2 separate regions of the Homo sapiens genome follow, and region 2 is linked to region 1. Evidence: read pairs that join two places in POLR2A ChIA-PET (ENCODE). Cell type or tissue: CD4-positive, alpha-beta T cell. All regions are shown on one strand. Region 1 overlaps P3R3URF-PIK3R3 (P3R3URF-PIK3R3 readthrough). Region 2 overlaps P3R3URF-PIK3R3 (P3R3URF-PIK3R3 readthrough).

What was found. ChIA-PET counts read pairs that join two places held together with the same protein. Peaks named below come from ENCODE experiments on the same cell type or tissue, not always from the same donor. Only the 100,000 strongest peaks of a DNase experiment are listed, where the experiment ranks them.
Region 2: POLR2A ChIA-PET joins it to region 1 with 10 read pairs; 7 of 35 experiments call an interaction of 5 or more read pairs at or near these places.

Annotation. Positions count from the first base shown.
Region 1 is chr1:46,061,238-46,069,237 of GRCh38, reverse strand. It overlaps P3R3URF-PIK3R3 (P3R3URF-PIK3R3 readthrough), which reads left to right. Exons shown (of 10, transcript NM_001303427.2): 4 at 2,147-2,327; 5 at 3,059-3,184; 6 at 7,167-7,309. It overlaps PIK3R3 (phosphoinositide-3-kinase regulatory subunit 3), which reads left to right. Exons shown (of 10, transcript NM_003629.4): 4 at 2,147-2,327; 5 at 3,059-3,184; 6 at 7,167-7,309. Among named protein-coding and RNA genes, the nearest start is that of PIK3R3, 67 kb to the left of the region's middle. RefSeq lists enhancers at 3,595-3,644, 5,997-7,196. In CD4-positive, alpha-beta T cell, no CTCF peak of the experiment used is centred here; a DNase peak (open chromatin) is centred at 3,657; H3K4me3 peaks cover 461 bases.
Region 2 is chr1:46,161,881-46,169,880 of GRCh38, reverse strand. The region is part of intron 1 of P3R3URF-PIK3R3 (P3R3URF-PIK3R3 readthrough); the gene reads left to right. It also overlaps a transcript of PIK3R3 not described here. Among named protein-coding and RNA genes, the nearest start is that of TSPAN1, 9.2 kb to the left of the region's middle. RefSeq lists an enhancer at 2,799-2,868. In CD4-positive, alpha-beta T cell, no CTCF peak of the experiment used is centred here; DNase peaks (open chromatin) are centred at 2,730 and 3,250; H3K4me3 peaks cover 1,315 bases; H3K27ac peaks cover 893 bases.

The DNA of each region.
Region 1 (8,000 bases):
TAAACACATTCTTTTTAAATAGCCTTCTTCATGTCAATAAATGACAATTCCATTCTTCTGATTGCTTATGACAAAAACCTTGAAATCATCTTTATCTTGTCTCTCTGTCATATTTGTATCCAAGCCATCAGCAAATCCTGTCAGCTCTATCTTCAAAATATGTTAAGAATCTCACTATTTCTCATGACCTCTACTACTGCTACCCTCATCCAAGACACCATCATGCCTTGCCTAGATTATTATAAAAGTTTCACAAGTGATCTTTCCACTTCTACTGCTGCCTCCTTTGAACAGTCTTTTCTCAACTCAGCAGCTAGAGTGAATCTTTTAAGCCACAAGATAGATTATATGATTCTACTGAAAACCTTTTTGTGCCTCCCCTTCTCACTCAGTAAAAGCTAAAGCCCTTACAGTAACCTACAGACTGTTATTACATAATCTAAGCTCCTTTTACATGTCTTACCTAGTCTCCTATTACTCTCCCTTTTGGTCATTCAGGCCCAGCATCACTGGCCTTCTTGCTGTTCCTCGAACATGCCAAGCATGCCCTTACCGCACCTCTCTCTAGGAAACTTCCCGTACATATCTGCTGTACTAGCTCCCTCACTTCACTTAGAACTCTGTTCAAATGTCACCTGAACAGAGAGGTTTTCCTTGAGCAGTACAAACAATTCCTCCATCACAAGAACTCCTTTCCCTTTACTCTGCTTTATTTTTTTTCCCAACAGACTTATTACTATTTGGTATATTTAGTTGTTTATTTTTGTGTTCTATCTTGAGAAGTTTGTTATCTTCCTTAATAAACTGAAAGACAGAGATATGTTCCTTATGCTGTTAAACTGGAAGCTCCATGAGAGCATGGACTGTGTCTGGCTTGTTTATCATATATCTGTAGTGCATTGTGTAATTCCTGGCACATAGATATTCAGCACATAATTTTAAATGAATGAATGTCTTTTAACTTTAACAGAGAGGCCAGCTTGCAATTATTGTATGTGTGAGTGTACACATTTATAGTAACTGTATATGATTAGATGGTCCTTCTCATGTATATTTAATAGAAATAATTTATCATCCATCTAAAAACTGACCTAAACATTGTTTAAATCAGCTTATAGGGTCAATCTTACTGTGTTTGACCTTTTACAAAAAGGTCATTTATATAAAATGGTCATTTATGTAAATGCTATTTATATAAAATGGCATGGCATAAAGAGAGTTAGGGGCATAAGCCTGCGTGCTGCTGTAAGAATGGTTGAATGGGAATGGTACAGCATTTTGCTATGAATCAACCTGCTGTGGTTTTAGATTATGCCTTATGGGACTTGCAAAACATTGCTATTTTAAACTTTAGTTATAAATTATCTTTTAAGGGTCCATTTAGATATGACTCAGTAAACAAAGGTGGCCTGAACTGTCCAAGCATGAAATTACATTCATCTAATATACATAGCTCTTCAAAAGCTATACTTTGTAAAACAGTTGAATGACTTGAATCATTTACATGTTGTGATTGCCTGAACAGTCATTTCTGAGAATTATAAGCAAGTGTAAAAGACAAAATAGTATAAGGTTCTAGATTAATTATGCAGCTATAAATCATAGATTAAGGAGCTCAGTTATGTTTGTGCATTAACAACAAAACCTTGAGTATGTTGGTGATTGTGTGACAAATGTTTATCATTCCCTTCATATAGAGATGGCTTCTGCTCCCCCCACAGAGACATACAACCACATATCTTTAGGTCCTTAAGAGATTTTTTCTGTTCTTCCTGATAAAAATATTGATAGAATTTAAATTTGAAAATTCATTCAGAATATAAACAAAAATAGAATTTACTTCTGTTTTATTTTTCTTAAGTGATTTTTTTTGCTACATTTGTTCATACTGAATGCTGTGTAGATATGTTGACCTTTAATAACCAAAGTATTTTATGGACAAAACAATGCAAAATGAATTATATATATATATATATATATATATGTTCACACACAGAATAACATGCCTTTTCACTCCTTCCAGCCTCATTAACATAGTAAAACTTGTTTATCATGTGACACCAAGCTTTCACGTCTCCATATGAAAGCAGTAGTTCAGTTGAATTTGGGGGAAAAAAATCCACAGTTGTTGTCTTGTTGTTCACAGGAAGGGAGGCAATAATAAGTTAATAAAGATCTATCACCGGGATGGTAAATATGGCTTTTCTGATCCTCTGACATTTAATTCCGTGGTGGAGCTCATTAACCACTATCACCATGAATCTCTTGCTCAGTACAATCCCAAACTTGATGTGAAGCTGATGTACCCAGTGTCCAGATACCAACAGGTATGATTATGGAAATCCTTGCTAGCTATTGAGCAAGTGATTATTTAACAGCCTTATTTGATTTTATTTACCAGGCTTATCAGTTTTAAAAAACTAGCCATTTTGTTATTTATTTATTTACTTTGAGACAGGGTCTCTGTTGCCCAGGCTGGATTGCAGTGGCATGAATATGGCTCACTGCAGTCTTGACCTTCTGGGCTCAAGTGGTCCTCCTGCCTCAGCCTCCCCGGTAGCTGGGATCACAGGTGCATGCCACAACTTCAGGGTCTTGCCATGTTGCCCAGGCTAGTCTTGAACTCCTGGGCTCAAGCAGTCATCTCACTTTGACCACCCAAAGTGTTGGGATTATAGGCATGAGTCATTGCGCCTAGTGCATACTTAAGATTTTAGATATTTTTGGAACTTATTTTGTGGCTACCCTTCTGTAATATCTTATTGCATGTACTTGTTACCTTTATATAAAAATACTTATGTTTATGTCTCCCACTTCATTTCTTAATTTTTAAAGTATTAATCATTTTGATGTGACTTAAAGGCTGATCTTAATATTATCAAAGGATTTGGTACATTTGTGTGCTTGATATTAATACAGTGGCTTAAAGTTGTACAGTTGAAATATAGTTTAATAGATGGTTGAGGTGATATTTTCCTTTAAAAAATAGATGTGGAAAATCTATTTCCACATATGTCAGAATTGTTAACATTCTTTATTTTTTTCTTTACCTGTATAGGATCAGTTGGTAAAAGAAGATAATATTGATGCAGTAGGTAAAAAACTGCAAGAATACCACTCTCAGTATCAGGAGAAGAGTAAAGAGTATGATAGGCTGTATGAAGAATATACTAGAACATCCCAGGTTGGTATATTATGTTGTTTTTGACTAATATGTGTGCAATGTTTTAGTTACATCAAATTTTCGATCATTCACTTGATGATCTTTAGCTGTTTTAATGTCTTAAAGGCTTAAACAGCCTTTTTGAAACTTTAATGATATAAATTCCCCTCCCTTCTTAATTGGTTAAGGATATAATTTGTATCAGTTAATATTAACTGGTCACAAGTGACAAAATAAAACCAAAGGCTTCAGATAGAAATTTAGTTTTCTTTCATGTGTATATAGGCACTACAGGGGTGTTAGGGTAACTCCACCATCCTCAGAACTTATAGACATTTTCTGTCTTGATGCTTTGCTATCTGTGGAAGAGGGCTTACTCTAATATCAGCCATCACAACCATATTCTAGTAAACAGGAAGTAAGAATAGGAAGGAGAAAGGAAGGTTCTCTATCTTTAAGACAACTTCCTAGAAGGAGCACACTCTGCTTTCACTTTTATCCCACTGGCTAGAACTAAGTCACATGGGCATACCTAGCTACAGGTCACAGCTAGCTGTAGGGGAGGCTGAGAAATCTAGTTTTTATTTGGTCAGGTGTGTTCAGCTAATGTGGGGATTTACTGAGGAAGAAGGAGCTGATGGATGGAAATTGTGGGCTTACTAGTAGACTTAGTTAGCTACACAGTTTTTAGATCATTAACTTTAATAGCCAGTAATACTTTTCATATTTATGATATAGAGCAAAATTCTGTTGAATAATCTAGTTTCTTTCCTAGGACTTCTTAGGCCTGACTACTTTTTAGATTGTTTTTTAGCTAGACTTGGATTGGTTTAATTTGCCCTAAGTTGTTACATAGTTTGTCAAAAGTGTTTGGAATTTTGATGAAGGTGAATATCTTCAGAGAAGTTTACCTTTTATAATATTTGGGTAGAAGTGGCTTAGGAAAATGTATTTAACTGTATTTCTCATGTACATTGTCTTGGAACACAGGTTATTATTTTGAATATCAAATGATTTATAGAAGCATTAGTCTATGTTGATTCGACTTAATTCCTAGTGAATTCTTAGTGCAACAATAACTTACCTTGGGCTCTTTCTAGTAGATAACAATAATGGATTTTTTTAGTGTTTACTTTCTGTTTCATGAATTTCTGCTCTTTCTAATTTTTTTCTGCTTGCTTTCAGTTTAATTTTCTCTTTTCCTAGCTTCTTAAGGTGGAAATTTTGTTCATTGGTTTAAAAACTTTCTCTTTTCTAAAATAAGCATTTAAAGCAATACATTTTCCTTTAAGCACTGTGTATATGCATCTCACAAATTTTATCATACTGTTTTCCTTATTATTCAGTTTTTAATATTTTCTATTTTTTGTGATTTCTTCTTTTGCCCCTTGTGTTTTTAATTTCTAAATATTTGGGACTTTCAAATATTTATTTCTAATTTAAATTAGTTTTGTTGTTAGTAAATATATTCATTAAAGTTATATTCTTTTGACATTTATTGACCTAAATTTTATTTTATTATTGATATTTTTATGAGACAGAATCTTGCTCTGTCGCCCAGGCTGGAGTGAAGTGGCACCATCTCAGCTCACTGCAACCTCCGCCTCCCGGGTTCAAGCAATTCTCCTGCCTCAGCCTCCCGAATAGCTGGGATTACAGGCGTGCACCACCATGCCCGGCAAATTGTTGTATTTTTAGTAGAGACAGGGGTTCATCATGTTGGCCAGGCTGGTATCAAACTCCTGACCTCAGGTGATCCGCCCATCTCGGCCTCCCAAAGTGCTGGGATTACAGGCGTGAGCCACCGTGCCTGGCCAGCTCTTTTTTTATTTTTATTTTTTATTTTACTTACTTATTTTTTTGAGACAGAGTCTCACTCTATTGCCCAGGCTGGAGTGTAGTGGCACGATCTCGGCTCACTGTGACCTCCATCTCCCAGATTCAAGTGATTCTCTTGCCTCAGCCTCCTGAGTAGCTGGGATTACAGGCATCCACCACCATATCTGGCTAATTTTTGTATTTTTAGTAGAGATGGGATTTCGCCATGTTGGTCAGGCTGGTCTTGAACCCCTGACTTGAAGTGATCGACCCGACTCAGCCTCCCAAAGTGTTGGGATTACAGGCGTAAGCCACCGGTGCCCAGCCATAAACAACTCTTTAAGAAGCTTATCTGTGATTTGAAGAGAGTTTTGGAATAAGAATGCTTTTTTTTCAAAGTGTTGTTACCAGAGCTTGTTTATATGCTGCTAAGAAGGAACCATTAGACTGGGAGAGTTAATGATGTAAAAGGGGTTAGCTGATACGATAGAGTGAAGTACCCAGAAAGGAAGGGGAGCTGAGACCCAGAGCACATGTAAATAAAGGGAGGGGAAGGAAGAGAGGAGGTGAACAGGTAGGTTTATAGTTTTGGTGGCAGGTGTAGTGGTATAGTGGCATTGTTGATGGGGGAGGTGCTGACTTAGTAGTGATATCAAATACTTTTCCCTTTGCTGTTCTACTTACCAATATATCTACCAGTGTTAATAAAGTCTAAATTATTAGTGTTTTCTTTGAAGATCCAGGGCCAGAACTTTATAGGTAATTTCTAACTTGGCAAGGGAGCTAAAGCTCTCCACTATAATTTAAGAGTTGTAGAATTAGTACCAAGATATTTGGCATATGGGAATTCTAGTTACTTTTTAGTATTAAGATACATATGATGTAATCTTAACTGTATGGACTATCACAAGGTTCCAGCCTCCCTCATCTGCTAATCCTCTAATGTTCTAGCCCTACTGGGCAATTACTAATCCTTGAACATGCCTTGTTATTTTATGTATACATTATACCATGCCTCCTTTGTGCAGTGCTGTATTTTCTTCCTCTATCTCAGTTCTTTAAGACCTAGCTTAAGTGTCACCTCCTCTGTGAAGTCTCTGTAAAGCAATAAATAACTAGTTAATAAATAACTGGTTGCCTCTTCCATGACATGAAACCAAACCTTATTAGAGTTCAGAAATCTGTTCCACCTGTATATTCTGAGTCCTGGAGGGCAGACTTCACGTTTCACAAATCTCTATCACCAGATGGTAATTTCTGTATAGTGGATTCTCAGTAATCAATTGCCGAAAGTGACAAATGCTTAAGCTAGGTGTGTGGTGCCCCCCTAAAGTCTCAACTAGTTGGGAAGCTGAGGTGGAATGATCCCTTAAGCCCAGGATTTCAAGTCCAGCTTAGGCAACAGTTTTAAAAAAACCAATCCACCCACCCACCCACCAACCAAAACTGAAACCGAAACCGAAACCAAAGCCAAAACCAAAACCAAACACCCCAGCCTAGTAAGTGCTAGATAATGTAGGAATTATCCCATAAACATCAAAACTTCTAGAATTGTAAACATTCAGGACAGCAGTTTTTCTAGACCCTTATGCATATTTATTGCCTTTCTAAAAAGCAAACTGAACAAAATTTAACCTGAAGATTTTTGGGGAATTGTGATTCAGATGCCTTTTTGTTTTTTTGAGACAAAGTCTTGCCCTGTCGCCCAGGCTGGAGTGCAGTGGCACAATTTCAGCTCACTGCAACCTCTGCCTTCCGGGTTCAAGCAATTCTCCTGCCTCGGCCTCCTGAGTAGCTGGGATTACAGGCGCCCGCCACCACGCCTGGCTAATTTTTGTATTTTTAGTAGAGACGGGGTTTTGCCATGTTGGCCAGGCTGTCTTGAACTCCTGACCTCAAGTGATCTGCCTGCCTCGGCCTCCCAAAGTGCTGAGATCACAGGTGTAAGCCACCACGCCTGGCCTATTTTATAGTTTAAATGATGTATTTTACATACAAGTAATAGAGTAGGGGTTGAATAAAAGCTCTTGTTTTAGTCCTCCTAAACAAGGAGAAGACTTTTGAAAGACTAGGTGTTATATGGGATTACATTAATAACTGGAATTACAAAATTTGTTTAAGACCAAGGTTAGAAGAAAATAATAAAGATAATGAAGCCTGTGTTTTTTCTTTTTCTCTCCTGTAGGAAATACAGATGAAGAGGACTGCAATAGAAGCTTTTAATGAAACAATTAAAATATTTGAAGAGCAGTGTCACACACAAGAACAACATAGCAAAGAATATATTGAGCGATTTCGCAGAGAGGGGAATGAAAAGGAGATTGAACGGTAAGTCTACTTAGTACCTCCAAGGGCATCAGTGAGACAGGATTTCTTTTCTTCCCCAATAATTTCTGTCTTGTTTTCTTTTACCCCCTCAAACTGCACAGCCCTACTATTGGAACCACTTGCTGTTTCCACTAATGGCACCAAATTGAACTTCCTCTCTCCTCTGCTCTTTGTTCATTCTCCCAAACGGATAAACTCCTGCTTATCCGTTAGGACTTCAGGTTAGATATCATCTTTTCTAGAAACTGTTCCCTGATTCCGGAGACCAATTTAGGGGCTGTATTTTGGGTCCCTACAGTGCCTGGTCCTGATCCCTAGTGTAACATTTACTGAATGCCACGCCCACTCAACTGTAAACTCATTGAGAGTAGGCATGGTGGCTTATTTTCCCTGGTAGCCCTAGTACCTACTTATGTATGGGAGTACATAATGGGTGCTCATCGAATATTTTTTTGAATTGAATATCAACTTTGGCAGCAGTCTGAGAATAAATTGTAGTAGAACAAGACTGTAGGCAGGAACACCAGCCTGACTTGCACATGACTGCAACAGTTGTGGTCATCAGGTTAAACGATAATGAGGGCCTGGACTAGAGAAATAGCAGAAAAGAAGCGGGAGGTCATGGGAATGCTAAGGACTTCATGCCTGACCAGATATGGTAGGTGTGGGAGAAGTCAAAGATTATTCCTAG
Region 2 (8,000 bases), 100 kb before region 1:
GGGGCTGGTTATTCAGCAAACAACAAAGGTATTTACCTAGCACTTCTGGGAAACTACTGCAAACTCAGGAACCCAGAAGGAGCAGTTCCAAAGACAGGCAAATGCCAGGCCCTGCTGGGCATGGGAAATGGGGCAATGTCAGCTGAAGGTCTTCTTGCTCAGCTGTCTGTCCTTGGATTCAGCTCAATACCTCAGCCCTGACCTCTACTCACACGCCCATTTGCCTCCCTCTCCTTGCTTGCCTGCTGTTCTACCTACTTATACCTGCTGTGTGAACTTTGGCAAGTTCTATCCCATCTCTGGGCCTCAAATCTCCTTTGCTGTCTTTTGAAGTCTAAAATTGTGTTTAAGTGCAGCTTTTAGGATTGTATATTCCTGCTTTTGTCCAGAGAAGTTTTAGCTTCAGGTATCTCCATTCCCAGCTTCCAGAAAAAGTATCAGGCAGCTTCAGGGGAGAATGCAGGGAATAGGGAATAAAAATAATGCCCACATTTGACATCCTAAATGTGTCAATGCCTATGATGGGTGTTTTCATAAATCTTACGCCCACAACCACCACTCTTTGTGTATAAATCATTGCTCCCATTTTATAGATGAAGGAACAGAGGTCCAGGGAGGGTAGATAAGATGCCTAAGATCATCCAGCTAGGGAGTAACAGAACTGGAATCTCAACTAAGTCTGTCTAAATCTGAGGGCTGTGGTTTCAGATTAGCATTACTCCATGAGGCTTCAATAGGTAAAATGTAAGTCCATGGATGAGAGTTTCAGGAAGAAGTGGTCCATGCAGCCCTGAGAGGCAGTGAGTTCCATTCGTAAGTGCAATAGGGGCTGACAGCTTTTTGTGCTGTGAAAAAAGCTGAACCAAGGTTCCTTCTATTTGGGAACTCTGGGTAGTCTCAGCTCAGATTGGAGATAGCTGGGCTGAACTGGGGGTGAGGAGGTTGGAGTGGAGAGTGGAATGGTCCTGAACTGGTCTTCAGGGAGTTGAGGGGCTATGCCACTGTTCCTGGAGATAGTGTGTGTGTGTTGAGGAGGGGGTGTAAAGGGGGCTTCTTCACTTTCTGGGATGTGCCAGTTCACCCTCCCCACCATCCCCAGCTGGAGCTAGTTGTCAGGCCTCCAGAGCCAGGGGCAGGGGGACTTTCCAGCTGGGATAGCATCATGATGTGTTGACACCAGATTCACTGCCTTGAGGTTCCCAGCAATCTTGCACAATTGCCTCAGTTAACTGATCCAAGGGAGGTGGGAGGATTTCAGATCCCCTGATTCCAGCCCGGCTCTGCCCTGCCCAAGGTTGGGTTATGATAAGGAGGCTGGGTAATCCAGCCACTGGCTGATAGGGTCACTGGCTCATAGGGTCAGGGCTGGAGGCAGCCCTGGGGGTCATCTCATTTAGCTCCCTCACTGGAAGGGTGAAGGAGTCTGAGGTCCAGAGAGGGAACAGGCCCTTCCAAGGGTCACACAGAACCACTGCTGTCCCCAACACTCCCCTTGGCACCAAGGACACAGAACTGAATCAGTCGTGGTCCTTGTTCTTGAGAGCTTGCACCCTAATGGAGAAAACAGACTAGCAGACACACCAAGAAAAATGTCAGGGCTAAAAGAGAGGCTTGGACTTAGTATACTAAGAGCTTAGAGAAGTAGGGACACAGACCTCCTAGAGGCTCCACAGAAGATAGCATAGGTATTTTTTTTTAAATTTAATTTAATTTAATTAATTTATTTTTTTGAGATGGAGTCTCGCTCTGTCGCCCTGGTTGGAGTGCAGTGGTGTGATCTAGGCTCACTGCAACTTCCGCCTCCCAGATTCAAGTGCATGCGTCAGCCTCCCAAGTAGCTGAGGTTACAAGCATGCGCCACCACACACAGCTAATTTTGGTATTTTTAGTAGAGACAGGGTTTCACCATGTTGGCCAGGCTGGTCTCAAACTCCTGATTTCAAGTGATCTGCTGTCCTCAGCCTCCCAAAGTGCTGGGATTACAGGCATGAGTCACTGCACCCGGCCACAGGTAGTTTTTAAATTGGGCTTAAAGAATGGGCAAAATTTTAGCTAATGCAAAGGGGAAAGAACTTTCTTGATTGAGAAACAGCGTGAGTGGAAGCCCAGAGCGGGCACTGATTGGCCGTGTGAGATGACTGAAGGGCAGCAGTATAGCCAGGGCCAGGACTTGAGGTCAGGATGCCTGTGCTCTGTGAGCACACAGTAGTCACCAAGGTGCAGGCCTCAGGGATATGAGGACCCCAGAAGGAGCAGGTAGGGGGAACCTGGTGAGACTACAGCTGGGAGATTCTTAACAGTAGAGGTGGGGGCTGTTATACTCACCACCTCCAGGCTGGCAGTTTCCTTTAATCCAAGACACACATACACACAAAGCCTTTACCCTTATCTCCCTCCACGAGAACCCAGGCCCACCTCGAGATCTGGCCTAGAGGAGGAGGCTGCTCCTCACCTAGCTAGCTGCGCCTCCACCCAGGTTTCAAGGCCAGGGTGCACACCCCCTCCTTGCAGTAGCTTCCTCCCCACTGCCCCATTTCCCATCCCCCCACACCCTCGTCTCTGGACCAGGAAGGGATGGGGACATCCAGAGCTTCGGAGCTTTGGCAGCAGCTAGCCTTCTCGCGGCTGCTGTGATGCAAATCCGCTCCGGATTTATTCGCGGGGCGTTCTTTCCGTAAAGCGAGGCGCACCCGGCGCCAGCGCTTGGCTGGAAGTGCCTTTCCTGGCCCTGACCCAAGGTCGCCAGGGCCCAGAATTGGGGGTGCCTTCCCCGCTAGAGTCCCGCAGCTAGGGTCCTGGGCGCGCGGGTGGGAGCGAAGCAGGTAGTCGCGGGGTGGGGCTATAATTAACCGCGCCGGGCGCGGAGTCAGGAAAAGGAAGCCAAGATCTTGAAGGACCTCCTGAGCCTGGTTGAACGCAGCTAGAAGTGCGGGGTCTGGGGAGCTCCTTAAACAGGCTGGACCCTGGTCTCGAGGTCTGAGCCTGGGTTTTGGTAAAGAAAATTTGAAGGTTTGAGGCTGGCAAGCATGTTTAAGGTTGGGGGCGTGGGGTGGAGGATGTAGAATCCACGTCCCCTATCCGGAAAGCGGCTCCATTGTCTTGCTTGTCCCTGTCTAAACGCAGTTTGGACACGACTAGCGAATTCGACCGATTACTGTTCTCATCCTCGAGGTACCCTCGCAAGGAAGCGAAGTGGGCTCACTAGCAGTTACTACTCAAGGGCCTGACAGCCTGAAGCTTCTGGGGACCGGAAGGAGGGGTGGGGGAAGGGCATGCCGAACTAGGGGTGTGCTGTGTACTTCCAGAGGCTCCAGCTTCAGAAAAGAGAACTGCAGTTTGTGGTGTAAAAAGCTTGTATGACCTGGCCAGGTGTGGTGGCTCACGCCTCCCAGCACTTTGGGAGGCAGAGGCGGGCAGATCACTTGAGGCCAGGAGTTGGAGAACAGCCCGGCCAACATGGTGAAACCCCGTCTCTACTAAAAATACAAAAATTAGCCAGGCATGGAGGCGCACACCTGTAATCCCAACTACTCGGGGGCTGAAGCACAAGAGTCGCTTGAACCTGGGAGGCTGAGGTTGCACTGAGCCAAGATCATGTCACTGCACTCCAGCCTGGGCGACAGAGCGAGACTCTGTCTCAGAAAAAAAAAGAAAAGAAAAGAAAAGAAAAGAAAAAAGCCTATAAGCATAGGAATAGACAGATGGTATTATTGAGTGCCTATGCATACCAGATGAAGTGTGTTCACCAAATTGACCAAAAAAAGAGTGCTTCTTATTTTTTCTTGGTACCTTCATAATAAAAGGACAGGCCGGGCACGGTGGCTCACGCCTGTAATCCCAGCACTTTGGGAGGCCGAGGCGGGCGAATCACGAGGTCAGGAGATCGAGACCATCCTGGCTAACACAGGTGAAACCCCGTCTCTACTAAAAAAAATACAAAAAATTAGCCGGGTGCGGTGGCGGGCGCCTGTAGTCCCAGCTACTCGGGAGGCTGAGGCAGGAGAATGGGTGAACCCAGGAGGCGGAGCTTACAGTGAGCCGAGATCGCGCCACTGCACTCCAACCTGGGCTACAGAGTGAGACTCAGTCTCAAAAAAAAAAAAAAAAAAAAAAAAAAAAAAAAAAAAAAGGACAAAGCAGCAGTTTAAATTAAAAATAAACAAATAAATAGACCTGGGTTTCAACACTGCTGAACCACTTACGGTTTGGCCCTGGAAAATTTGCTTCAACTTCTCCAAGCCTCAGTTTTCTTATCTGTAAAGTAAGAATAATAGGGGCCAGGCGCAGTGGCTCACGCTTGTAATCCCAGCACTTTGGGAGGCTGAGAACGGCGGATCATCTGAGGTCGGGAGTTCGAGACCAGCCTGACCAACATGGAGTAAACCCCGTCTCTACTAAAAATACAAAATTAGCCAGGCATGGTGGCACATGCCTGTAATCCCAGCTACGCAGGAGGCTGAGGCAGGAGAATCACTTGAACCTGGGAGGGGGAAGTTGTGGTGAGCCGAGATCACACCATTGCATTCCAGCCTGGGCAACAAGAGTGAAACTCCATCTCAAAAAAAAAAAAAAAAAGAAGAAGAAGAATAGAAATACCTAGGTGTTGTGAGGGTTGAGTTAAGGCATCAGAGGTGTTTGAATAGTGCTCCCTAAATGGCAGCAATAAGAACACATAGCCTAGTTTGGGGGTATGTGTGGCAAACTGGGGAGCAAAAAGTCTTCTGGAAGAGTAGAAATCTGAGCTAAATCTCAAAATATGAGTAGGAGCTGGTCTGGGGGAAACAAAGGGAGGAAGTTACTCGGGAGACTGAGACGGGAAGATTGCTTGAGACCCGTCTGGGCAACATAGTGAGATCCTATCTCTAAAAAAAAGTAGAAAACTTAATTGGGCATAGTGATGCACCTGTAGTCCCAGCTACTTGGGAGGCTCAGGCAGGAGGATACTGTGAGCCCAGGAGTTTGAGGTTGCAACGAGATATGATCATGCCACTGCACTCCAGCCTGGAACACACAGTGAGAACCCCATCTCAAAAAAAGGGATGGGGGAGTGGGGAGGAAGAGAAGGATGTTAATGACAGAGGGAATAGCATAAGCAAAACCAGGTAGGTAAGAGCCAGGACAGAAAATCTGGGGAAACTACAGGTGTAAGACAGGAAGTAGAAAGAGACGAGGTTAGAAAGGTAAGCAGGGACCAGACTGGGGCAAGGTGGGGGGCTTGGAGTTATTGAGGCCAGTTTTTTTTGTTGTTGTTGAGACGGAGTTTCGCTCTTGTTGCCCAGGCTGTAGTGCAATGGCGCAATCTCGGCTCACTGCAATCTCCGCCTCCCGGGTTCAAGCGATTCTCCTGTTGAAGCTGGTTTTTATCCTGAGAGCCCTTGAGGGGTTTTCAGCAGAAGCAGGAGATAAGCTCCCTGTGGGGCAGTGGGGAGTCAAGGAGACCTGTGAAGAGGAGGCTGTGGTAATGCCTCAGGGGAGAGGGATCGTGGTATGAACCACAGTGTTGGCCCTGGGATGGAAAGAAATGGATGGAGCTGAGAGGTAAAAGTGACAGGTCTTGGTGATGAATTGAATGGGAATTGAGTGAGAGGGAGGTATGAGGATGATATCCTAATTTCCAGCTTGGGTCCTGGGTGGTGCTATTCACTGAGACAGGGAGCAGGAAGAATAACATATTTGGCAGGAGGCTTGAGTTCAGTTTTGGACATGCCTATGACCACACCCCTAGATAGATCCTCAATAATTGGAGTCCTGTAATCCTCCTACCTGTTAACTACTCTGTCCAGAGATGGGAGAGGTATTATTCGTCAGTGCTGGTTGTTTGTTCCCTGGCTGTGGCTCACTGGAGGTCTGACTGGCAAGGCCTTAGAGGTAGGGGGTGCCCCTGCTACCACTGGGCTGGTCCTAGTGCATCTCCCTTTGTGGTCTGGTCAGCCAGGCAGTTTCTCTGGGCACAATCATGTTATATGAGCTCAAGGACTGGGTTGTCAGACTGTTCCCAAAGAGAATCCAAGGAGGGGGACAGTGCTCTGTGCTGTGGAGATTACCGTCTCTATTTTACAGCTGAGGAAACTGAGGCTCAGGAATTGAGTGGCAGAGCCAGGAGGTGAATGAAGGTCTGTGTGACGTCTTCTCACAGTACCAGTTGCCACATCATCAATGGTGACATCTGCTCTAAGAGGGCAGGGAAAGCACCAGGGCCATGGTTCCTTGGGGGAGGAATGCCATCTGGGGAGTAGTAGGGATCAGGAAGGAGACAGGGAAAGCTTCCTGGAGGTGGTACCATTTGTGTTGTCCTAGAAGCATCATCTTGTTTTCTGTCTCTCTAGCTAGTAATCATTGACAATCACTTGTTTCCTGCAGTGAGGGAGACCTTTTTGTCTGAAGGACCTCTAGGCAGAATGTGTCCTTGGACCTCAAAAAGTGGCAAGCTGGAATTCCTGCAGACAGCTCCCACAGGCAAGCCTGACATGGGGGCACTTCTACCTCAGTCTCTGGCATTGGTCAGCTGGGGCATCCCTTTTGCACTGGTACTTCACTAGCAGCTGGAAACCCAGTTGTCTATTCATTTTCATATCAGGGTCAGCACAAGTTTATGTTCTGTTCTCCAGTTTTATTTTACTTTTTAAAAAAGCATCATGTTATGAAGTGATAGATTCTGTCTAAAGAAGGACTGGCAATTATGAGAAAAACTTTCTGTGGATAATTGAGGGAAGGTTTTAAGACATAAAAGAAATGTCGCTAACCTTCATCTGTCATCCATCAAGCATTTTCCCTCAGGTGTCCAAAAGGCTGAAGCAGCCTGATGTGGTATAAAGGGGTGGCCATATTCTTCATAGGTAAGAACAGGTGACTTCCAAAATAATGTTTAAGTAATGTTTGTTCATTGTAGAAAACTTGAAAAATACAGGCAAATAAAAAGAAAAAATATATAAAGTATCCTTTAAGAAATAAACAGTGCGGTCGGGCATGGTGGCTCGTGCCTGTAATCCCAGCACTTTGGAAAGCTGAGGTGGGTGGATCACTTGAGGTCAAGAGTTTGAGACCAGCTTAACTAACATGGTGAAACCTCATCTCTACTAAAAATACAAAATATTAGCCGGGTGTGGTGGTGCACGCCTGTAATCCCAGGTACTTCGGAGGCTGAGGCAGGAGAATCACTTGAACCTCGGAGGTGGAAGTCGCAGTGAGTCGAGATTGTGTCACTGTACTCCAGCCTGGGCGACAGAGCAAGACTCTGTCTCGGAAAAATAAAAATAAATAAACACTGCTCTAATTTTTTATATATGGAAATCAGAGTATCATGTATTTTTAAATTTTGGGGTATATGTGGTTTTCTTTTACATTATTAATATTATACCACATAGACAGTTTTGTATCTCGCTTTAATTTAATTAATTAATTTATTTATTTGAGATGGAGTCTCACTCTGTCACCCAGGCTGGAGTGCAGTGGGACGATCTCGGTTCACTGCAACCTCTGCTTCCTGGGCTCAAGTGATCCTCCTGAGTAGCTGGAACTACAGGCACACACCGTCACTCCCAGCTAATTTTTATATTTTTTTGTAGAGATGGGGTTTTGCCATGTTGTCCAGGCTGGTCTCTAACTCCTGGGCTCAAGTGGTCCCCCACCTGGGCCTCCCAAAGTGCTGGGATTACAGGCATGAGCCACCCCACTCAAGCCACCATGCTTAGCCTATTTTACCAAACTCTTACCCTTAGACGTATAAATTGTTTCTAATTTTTTGCTATTCTAAAAATACTATGAAGAAAATCTTTTTTTTTTTTTTTTTGAGACGGAGTCTCACTCTGTCGCCCAGGCTGGAGTGCGGTGGCGCGATCTCGGCTCACTGCAAGCTCCGCCTCCCGGGTTCACACCATTCTCCTGCCTCAGCCTCCCAAGCAGCTGGGACTACAGGTGCCCGCCACCACGCCCAGCTAATTTTTTGTATTTTTAGTAGAGACAGGGTTTCACCATGTTAGCCAGGATGGTCTCGATCTCCT